2 separate regions of the Mus musculus genome follow, and region 1 is linked to region 2. A link is a loop called in an ENCODE intact Hi-C map of the cell type or tissue named here. Cell type or tissue: left cerebral cortex. All regions are shown on one strand.

The links. Peaks named below come from ENCODE experiments on the same cell type or tissue, not always from the same donor. Only the 100,000 strongest peaks of a DNase experiment are listed, where the experiment ranks them.
Region 1: a loop joins it to region 2, with 2.4 times the contacts of the local background. A loop is called at or near these places in 5 of 42 quality-filtered maps.

The regions. Positions count from the first base shown.
Region 1 is chr17:56,806,475-56,810,474 of GRCm38, reverse strand. Rfx2 (regulatory factor X, 2 (influences HLA class II expression)) reads left to right here. Exons shown (of 17, transcript NM_009056.2): 2 at 2,150-2,241. The coding sequence starts at 2,158. Among named protein-coding and RNA genes, the nearest start is that of Gm41604, 15 kb to the right of the region's middle. In left cerebral cortex, a CTCF peak has its summit at 1,772 (motif pointing left); DNase peaks (open chromatin) are centred at 58 and 1,767.
Region 2 is chr17:56,995,190-56,999,189 of GRCm38, reverse strand. Clpp (caseinolytic mitochondrial matrix peptidase proteolytic subunit) reads right to left here. Exons shown (of 6, transcript NM_017393.2): 6 at 2,819-3,312. The coding sequence ends at 3,143. It overlaps Alkbh7 (alkB homolog 7), which reads right to left and starts at 1,851. Exons shown (of 4, transcript NM_025538.3): 1 at 1,623-1,851; 2 at 628-801; 3 at 395-519; 4 at 1-260. The coding sequence starts at 1,826. The coding sequence ends at 98. In left cerebral cortex, a CTCF peak has its summit at 2,060; DNase peaks (open chromatin) are centred at 1,347 and 1,898; H3K4me3 peaks cover 1,387 bases; H3K27ac peaks cover 1,279 bases.

The DNA of each region.
Region 1 (4,000 bases), 190 kb after region 2:
ACCCAAGATTTTTTTTTCCCCCTGTAAACAAAGGGCGCTTCCCCAGCAGATCCACCTGGCGCCAGGCCAGACCCCAGCGCACTGCAGCCTGTGCCTGCCTCTTGGAGTCCTTGGAGACAGCAGGAGACTGGCCACTGCAATCTGCCATCCAGCAACTCCACTTGGGCACTCTGTCAAGTTCAAGGTCAAATGCACAGACTGGATTAGAGGCTGGTCTTGGGGAGACTTGAGGCCTTCTTTTGGACCATTGACTGGCAGTATGTGGTAGAGCTGGGTCACCAGGGAACCATGAGCCAGGCTCAGAGAGGCAGGATGACAGAGTGCTCTCAGGTTCCTGAGACCCCCATAGGGGAGGAAATCAGGTGAGGACAGGTAGAGAAAGCCAGGTCCCCCCAGGAGAGAACTCAGGAGAGGCAAAGAACCAAGCAGAGAAGCAGAGGGCCAGTGAGCAAGACTCCCGTGCCCAGCAAGCTCAGCCACACCATTGCTATTGCAGTCCTTCCAGCCAGTACACACCAGAATGCACAAGCACACACACACACATTCACCCATGCAGCAAATGCATGCACATATACGTACACACACATTCGACACACCTAACTGTAGCTTATCAACCTCAGTTTGACATCTGTGGCCTTCCCTTATTGAATGACAACCTTTAACTTTTTCACTTGACTCAGATACATCCCAGCTTCTCTCTGGCTTGCCAGCCACTAGTGTCATCCCGAGGTTCAGGTGGAATGAGGAGAGGAGGGCACACTTGAACTTCAGCTCTGGGCTCCTTGACAGTTGATCCCACAACCTGGGCAGCTCCTGAGTGAGGAGGGTGGTGCATACTGTGAGGACTCAGTAGCCACAGAGGACTCCCATGCTGAGTACAGGGACAGAGAGACCCAGCCTGGGCAGGGGACATGTTCCACGTGTCCCTCAGGGCTAGTACCTGTGGGCCCACTGAACTTCCCTCATGGAAACCTCATGCACCATGCAGCAGTACCAACAACAAACCCACCAGCCATCACTGGCTGTTATCATCTCTCCCACCTGAGACCTGGGCCACCCCAGCCCATCTTAGTACTGGGACCAAAGACATGATCAACCACACCTAGTGTGTGTGTGTGTGTGTGTATGTGTGTATGTGTGTGTTTCTGTCTGTCTGTCTGTCTGTCTGTCTGTCTGTCTGTCTCTTTGTATGAATGAGGTGTCCATTGTTCAGACACGGAATGGAATGGAAGCAACTGGGTGTTACTAGATTTGTTCATTTCAGACATTCTTGTGAGTCTTTGGTGACAAGTTTTGTTTCATACAGAGCCTCCCTCACTCAGTAGTCCAGGCTGCCCTGAAACTCACCTTGTGGCCCAGGCTGGCCCATGAACTCCAGGAACACTCCCCCTGCCCCATCTCCACCTCCCATCTCACAGTCACTGAGACTCCAAGATTCTTACTGGGTTCTGGGCTCAGAACTGAGAGGTCCTTGAGCCTTTGAAGGACTCTTTGCTGACTGAGCCGTCCTCCCCTCTGTCGGATTAAAACACTGAATTTGATTTATTCATTCATCAGCTTAGTTACTCATTCCAGTGTGTGTATACACAAAAGATTTTTCTTACAGAATACTTTTTGTTTTATGTTTGTAGCCCAGGCTGGCTTTAGACTCCTCATCTTGAACTCCTTACGCTCCTGCCTCCCTCCGCTTGTGTCCTGAGCCACTCCAAGTGCCTTCCCTCTGGAAACCGCTACACTGACGCGCATCACTGTACTGCGTGGTTCTGGCTCCATCTAGTGATCACCAATGGGGCAGCACAGGCGGGTGCAGAACCCAGTGTCACCAAACAGGGATTCATCCCCTCTTCCTGTGGGCACTCTATGTCATAGGCTGTCTCCAGTGACTGTTGAGACAGGAGCTTATTGACTGAATCTGAGACCGGGGTCCTCCTGCCCCTCTCCGCTTCTGGGGCTATAGGCACAAACACCAAGCCTGCTTTTTACATGGGTTCTGTGGATTTGAACCTGGGTGGTCACTGTTGGTGCAGTGGTCGCTTTCTTCTTGGAGCTGCCCCCTGCCGCCATCAGTGATCATGGCTGCTCAGCTTCAGGGCCATGGGCTGCAGGTGTGTGACCCCCCGACACCTCACCACCACTCTCTCTGCTCTAGATCCCAGCATGCAGAACTCCGAGGGAGGAGCAGATTCGCCAGCGTCAGTGGCTCTGCGTCCTGCAGCCCAGCCCATGCCAGCCTCCCCACAGGTGACTGTGCCCGCCCTGCCATCCCGGCACTCTTTGAAAAGTGCCACCAAAGAACCATGACACAGATGAGGAGAGAACACACCCCACCAGTCAACTGGCTCTCGCTCTGGAGAGCTTCTGTGCCTAAGGAAAAATAACTGAAAAATTCAAAGTAGAGAGAAATCTTAGGATGCTCCCCAAAGCTCCATTCAACCCTCCTCCTCCTCCATCTCCTCCATTTCCTCCTCCCCCATCTCCTCCATTTCCTCCTCCCCCATCTCCTCCATTTCCTCCCCCATCTCCTCCATTTCCTCCTCCTTCTCCATCTCCTCCATCCCCTCTCCATCTTCTCCCCCATCTCCTCCATTTCCTCCTCCTCCTCCATCTCCTCCATCCCCTCTCCATCTTCTCCCCCATCTCCTCCATTTCCTCCTCCATCTCCTCCATCTCCTCCCCATCTTCTCCTCCATCTCCTCCATTTCCTCCTCCTCCATCTCCTCCATCCCCTCCCCATCTTCTCCTCCATCTCCTCCATCCCCTACCCATCTCCTCCTCCATCTCCTCCATCCCCTACCCATCTCCTCCTCCATCTCCTCCATCCCCTCCCCATCTTCTCCTCCATCTCCTCCATCCCCTACCCATCTCCTCCTCCATCTCCTTCTCCCCCTACCTCATATTAGAAATGGAGCCCGGGGTCTTGAATGTGCTTCCCACCCAGCCCAGATTCATTCTTGAGAGACGTCCACCACTGTTTTCTGTAGCCATGAGCACACCAGCCTTCAGAGTAAAGTGTGGGGCAGGACACATGGGCATGCCAGGCAAACTGAAAGGTCAGGGACACAGGCATAGGACACATACTAACTTATTTTTTCAGAGAGCCAAAGGAGGGGAAATTAACAATAGATAGGCAGTTACCTTCAGATGCTGCCCTTTGTTTCTCCTGAAATGCTGGTGATGAACCCAGTGCCTTTACACGTGTCAGAAAAGGGCTCCATCACAAAGCTGCTCACCTCGTCCACACCCCTCCAGCTCCTTACATGCTTTCTGATGTCGTGACCCTCCACTGCCCAGATCGAGCTGCCCCATCACACTCTCAGTGTTAGCAACTCTGTGCCTCTGCTTTTGTTCTGCTGATCTGTTGAAACAAGGTCTCACTATGTAACTCAAGGCTGACCTGGAACTGTCAGCAATCCCCCTGCCTCAGCCTCACCCCTTCTTCCACCCTGAATCCTGGGATTACAGCTATTTATCATCACATCCAACCCAACCCCTAGTGTTTCAGGGGATGTGTGTGTGTGTGTGTGTGTGTGTTTGTTTGTTTTTGTTTTGCTCTTGTTGTTTGAGACCACGGCTGATGGTGCCTGAGGGCAGTTTCTGCAATGCTGAAAATGCCCTGCAAACTACAGCCCTCACTCTGTAATGCACTCTTTCTTCAAGTTCTCAACTACTCTCCTGCCTCGGCTTCCCGAGTGCTGGTATTGGAGGTGTGTGCCACAATAGTGGAGGGGATGTGCTGGGTGTGGACACAGGCTACCAGGTGAAGGTGATGGAGGCCTCTGTCCCTCTCCACCTTATTGTCCTGAAGCGGCGGCTTTGACTATAGCTGGCCTGGTGGCCAGCAAGCCTCAGAGGTCCTGTTGTCCCTGCCTCCTGTACACTGGGATCATAGGAGCTTGTAGCCACACCTGGCTTTCTGTGTGGGTGCTGGGATTCGAGCTCACATCTTCATGCTGTGCAGCAAGGCCTCTTACCTAGAGCCATGTGCGCATAGCCCTTCCTG
Region 2 (4,000 bases):
GTCTCTTAAGAGCCCCAGCCCTGGCAGACGGTCATTTGAAGATCCCATGACAGCATTTTCCCTACTTTATTCACAAATATGGAGGATATGTGGGAGGTCAGCAGGCTGGAGGTGGCTCTTCTGGCCTTCCTGGCCCCATCCCCTCAGGGAGGGAGCGGCAAATCACTGAGATGCGTCGGCCCCGGGGAACCCGGTGCTCCCCAAAAAATGATTCTTCATCTCTAAGGATCTCATGGGAGAAGTCATATCGGGCTGAACCCCTGCAAGAAGAGAGAAGCTGAGTGGGTGGATGGAGGGAAGACTGTCCCTTCAGCATTTCTATACTTTTTCTGAGTGGTGGTGGTGACTGTTAGAAACCCTCGGCCTCACCTGAGGACTTTGGGTTACGTCGTACCTTAAGATATAGAGAGACCCTGGCTCCAGCAACAGTTCCAGCCACTGCTCAGGTTCCTGTGTATGCACCAGCTTCATAACACTTGGAGACAACAGGGAAAGGCCAGCAATGGTAGATCCACAGAACTGGAAAAGGGGTATGTATGCTGTGTATATTGGGGTGTCAGGCTTAGTTCTGCCCCCCTGTCCACCGACAACCTAGCTAGGAGTTCTGATGGAATGCCTTCTGCCCACCTTGACACTGTCAACATGAGGCTTGATGTAGCCCCGAGGTTCCAGGTCCAACACATGTACTGGGGATAGCAGGCTCTGGTCAGGACCAAATGCAGCCGCCCGAACCCGCTGCAGGATGACCTGGCTTGCATCAGACCAGCAGGATTTCTCTGTCTCCCTGAAGCCATGGATGGCCTGAATAGAGAGCTCAAGTCATAACTGGGAACTCCCAGGACAGGAAAATGAGGTACCGAGGGGTGCAGTACAGGGCAGGCAGTCTTTCCAACTTTAGCTCATTATCAGTGAGGTTTCAACCACGCATCTGGTCTTCACGTTTCGTTTCCCAGTGGTCCCTGGTGCTGGCCACCCTAATATTCAGTATCTCGGTCTCCTGTCTCTATTTGATCCCACTCAAGTCCCTAGTGAAACTCCCAACTGCTGGCACTCCCTCTCCCAAGTCTGCTTTTTATTTCTAATCTTGTCACCAATGCCCCTGAAGTGTTCCAGAACTTCATGTCTGAAGTGACATCTTTGTCCTCACTACGCATTCCTTGGTGCCCACCAAAACCCTCCCTTCTGATTCCAGGCCCAGCCCCACACTACAGCCCCTGTTCTTAGTAAAGCCCAGCAGTGATTTGCCCCCACTGTAATACTGCGCTGCTCTGAGCTCAACGTTGCCAGTTCACCTTCTCCGGCTCTGGTCCCTTCCCCTGCTCTAAGTACCATCCACAAGCCCGCAGCAGCAGGCCTTCCCCTGGACTCAGCTCTGGCATCAAGATCAGCCCCATTCCCACAAGACCTCCTGACCAACTGTCACTCATCGAATTGCCCAGCACCCGCCATGTCCCACACCAGAGAAACTTGGTCCCACCCGAACCTACATCGGGGACTGCCCAAAACACACTGTCCCCAACCTGGCCAAGCAAGCCTAGCTCTTCACTCTACCCCTCCGAGGACCCCGCCCCCTCACTATGTCCCAGTGGGCGTCCCCTTAGCTCGCCGCTCCGCCCACTCACCGCGTCCCAGTGGTCGTACTCGTAGCGCCGGCGCCGCAGCTGGGGCTCCAGTTCGCGTGTTAGCGTGTCCTCCTCCTCCTGGCTCAGGAAGCCTGGATGCACCACGGCCTCATCACGCAGGCGGCCCAGCACGGCAGAGTCTGAGCCGCGCACCCAGGCGCACCCAGAAAGCAACCGCATCGCTAGCCTCCTGCTGCCCGCCATCTTCAGGGATTGACCACAGCAGGCTGAGCCACACCCCCGCAAGCTATTGGCTGACACCGCACCACGCCCATCAGCTACTGGCTCTATTAGCTGTGCTTTAAGTCAGTCTACCGCTTGTCCCGCCTCTCGGCCCTGAGCAAGGTCTCAAGCAGTAGGTGCAGAACTAGGGCGAACGGAGGCTGGAGGTCACGTGGGGGCAAAGCCAAGGTTAGAAGTTCAATCAGCCTAGCGCAAATTTAGCGCTTGTCAAACAGCACACCCTGGTGGAGAAAGGAGGATAACTAACTCCAAGGTCAGCCCTTGAGTTTGAGGCTAACCTGAATTTCAGATGTTGCCCACAAAATAGGACATCCAAACAAATAAGACCAAATAATACAACCCCCACCTCAAATGTTTTGTGTTAAATCTAAAAAGAGTCTACTTCCTTCCACACTAATAAACTGGGCCTAGGAAAATGGCTCAGCACTTGCTAAGAGTCTTTGGTTTGACCTCAGGACCCCCAAACATGGTGCAAGCAGAAAAAGCAACTCCTGCATTTGCGACCCTCTGACCTCCATAGGGTCATGTGGCACCTGCCTCCATCCCATAAACTGGGATCCTCTGCTTCTAGTTCTAGTAAAACTCCATAAACATGTCCTGACATTCTCTCTGGCTTCAGCTGGCTTTTGGAGCCTGCAACAAAATGCCAGGACTTTGTCACCTGGTGAGTCACCAGTGTCAGGTCTCATGGGTCTGAGGATCAACCCAAAGTTGGTGGTAGATTCTGGTAGACCCTCCACCCTAACTCTTAACTCTCTAAGGGGCCAAGCCCAGGATCGGCAGGTAAGAATGTACTCTTAAGTCCCAGCACCCACAGGGAAGCCCCAGGGGACCCAACATCCTCTTCTGGCCATGGGTACTGCACTCACCATGCACAAACCCACACATAACCAAAGATGTATGAAATCATATTTCTACCCACTGACTTTGGGGTAGTATATGGCTTAAGTCTGTTGAAGTCAGGTGTGGTGGTGTACACCTTTAATCCTAGCACTCAGGAGGTGAGGCAGGTGGGTACCTGAGTCTGAGGCTAGATTGGTTTAGTTCCAGGAGAGCCAGGGTTTGCTTACTGAAGTGGTTTGTCAAGGTGAAGGAGGCCTGCTGTCTTGGAGAAGTAATGGAAGGTGCTTCAGACATGGGACAAAGACTACAAAGATTTAATTTAAATCACAGTGTCTCAGGCAGTCTGCCCTGCTCTGAGGGCAACCTCAATCCACATCTCCTCTAGGGGTTGTTCTTGGGCCCAGCAGAGGAAGTTTCAGTCTGGTCTCCACTCCTTAGGTGCTTGTCGGGGCAGGAGGATCCGTCGGCGCTGTGGCAGTCTCCTTCTGTACCAGTTCTGGCTCATCCTCCCCGTCCTGAGGTGGGTGGACCAAGACCTTGTCCAAGATGCCAAACTCTTGGGCCTCCATGGGGCTCATGTAGCGGTCCCTCTCCATTGCTGACTCTAGGGAAAGCAGTATATGTGGGTAGGAGTAGAGGCCTGGGCTGTTTTTCCCCAAATTCCTAGGTTGAAGCCCTTACCAGTCGTGAGATGATTTATGGAGTTGTGAGGGACCCCCTACCATGGGATCTATGCTCTTATGAAGAGAGGCAAAAGTAAAAGGGCTACAAACTAAGATAATGTCTTCAAAGAAAAAAAGGAGGAGCTCTGTTGGCTGAACACTTTCCTAAGAGCCCAGGCTTCATACCTAGGAGCACCAGCAATTCCAGGAAACCAAAGGTGTAGAAGCCATTAGCATCAGGAATTGATAGCAACACAAAAATGTCACCTTCCAGGCCCTGGCTATTCCTGGCCTTCCTGCTTCCAGGACTGAGATTAGACACTCCTAGCATTTTAGCTTCCAGCCCATGATGTTTTCTTCCAGCTCCCAAGTTTCATAAGATACACTTACTCTGACAATCTTTCCCATGGGGCTGGGGAACCTCTCTGTGATTCAATCTCCTCCGTAGTAAAAAACAGGGTTTTGTTTTTGCTTTTTTTTTTTTTTCCAGACAGGATCACATGCAGCCCGGGCTAGCCTCGAAGGGACGACCTTCAACTCCTGATTCCCCCATCTGTGCTGGCCAAGTGCCGGGATGAGAGGTCTGCAGTGCTTACACCACACCAATTCAATTTTTACCGACTACTGTAA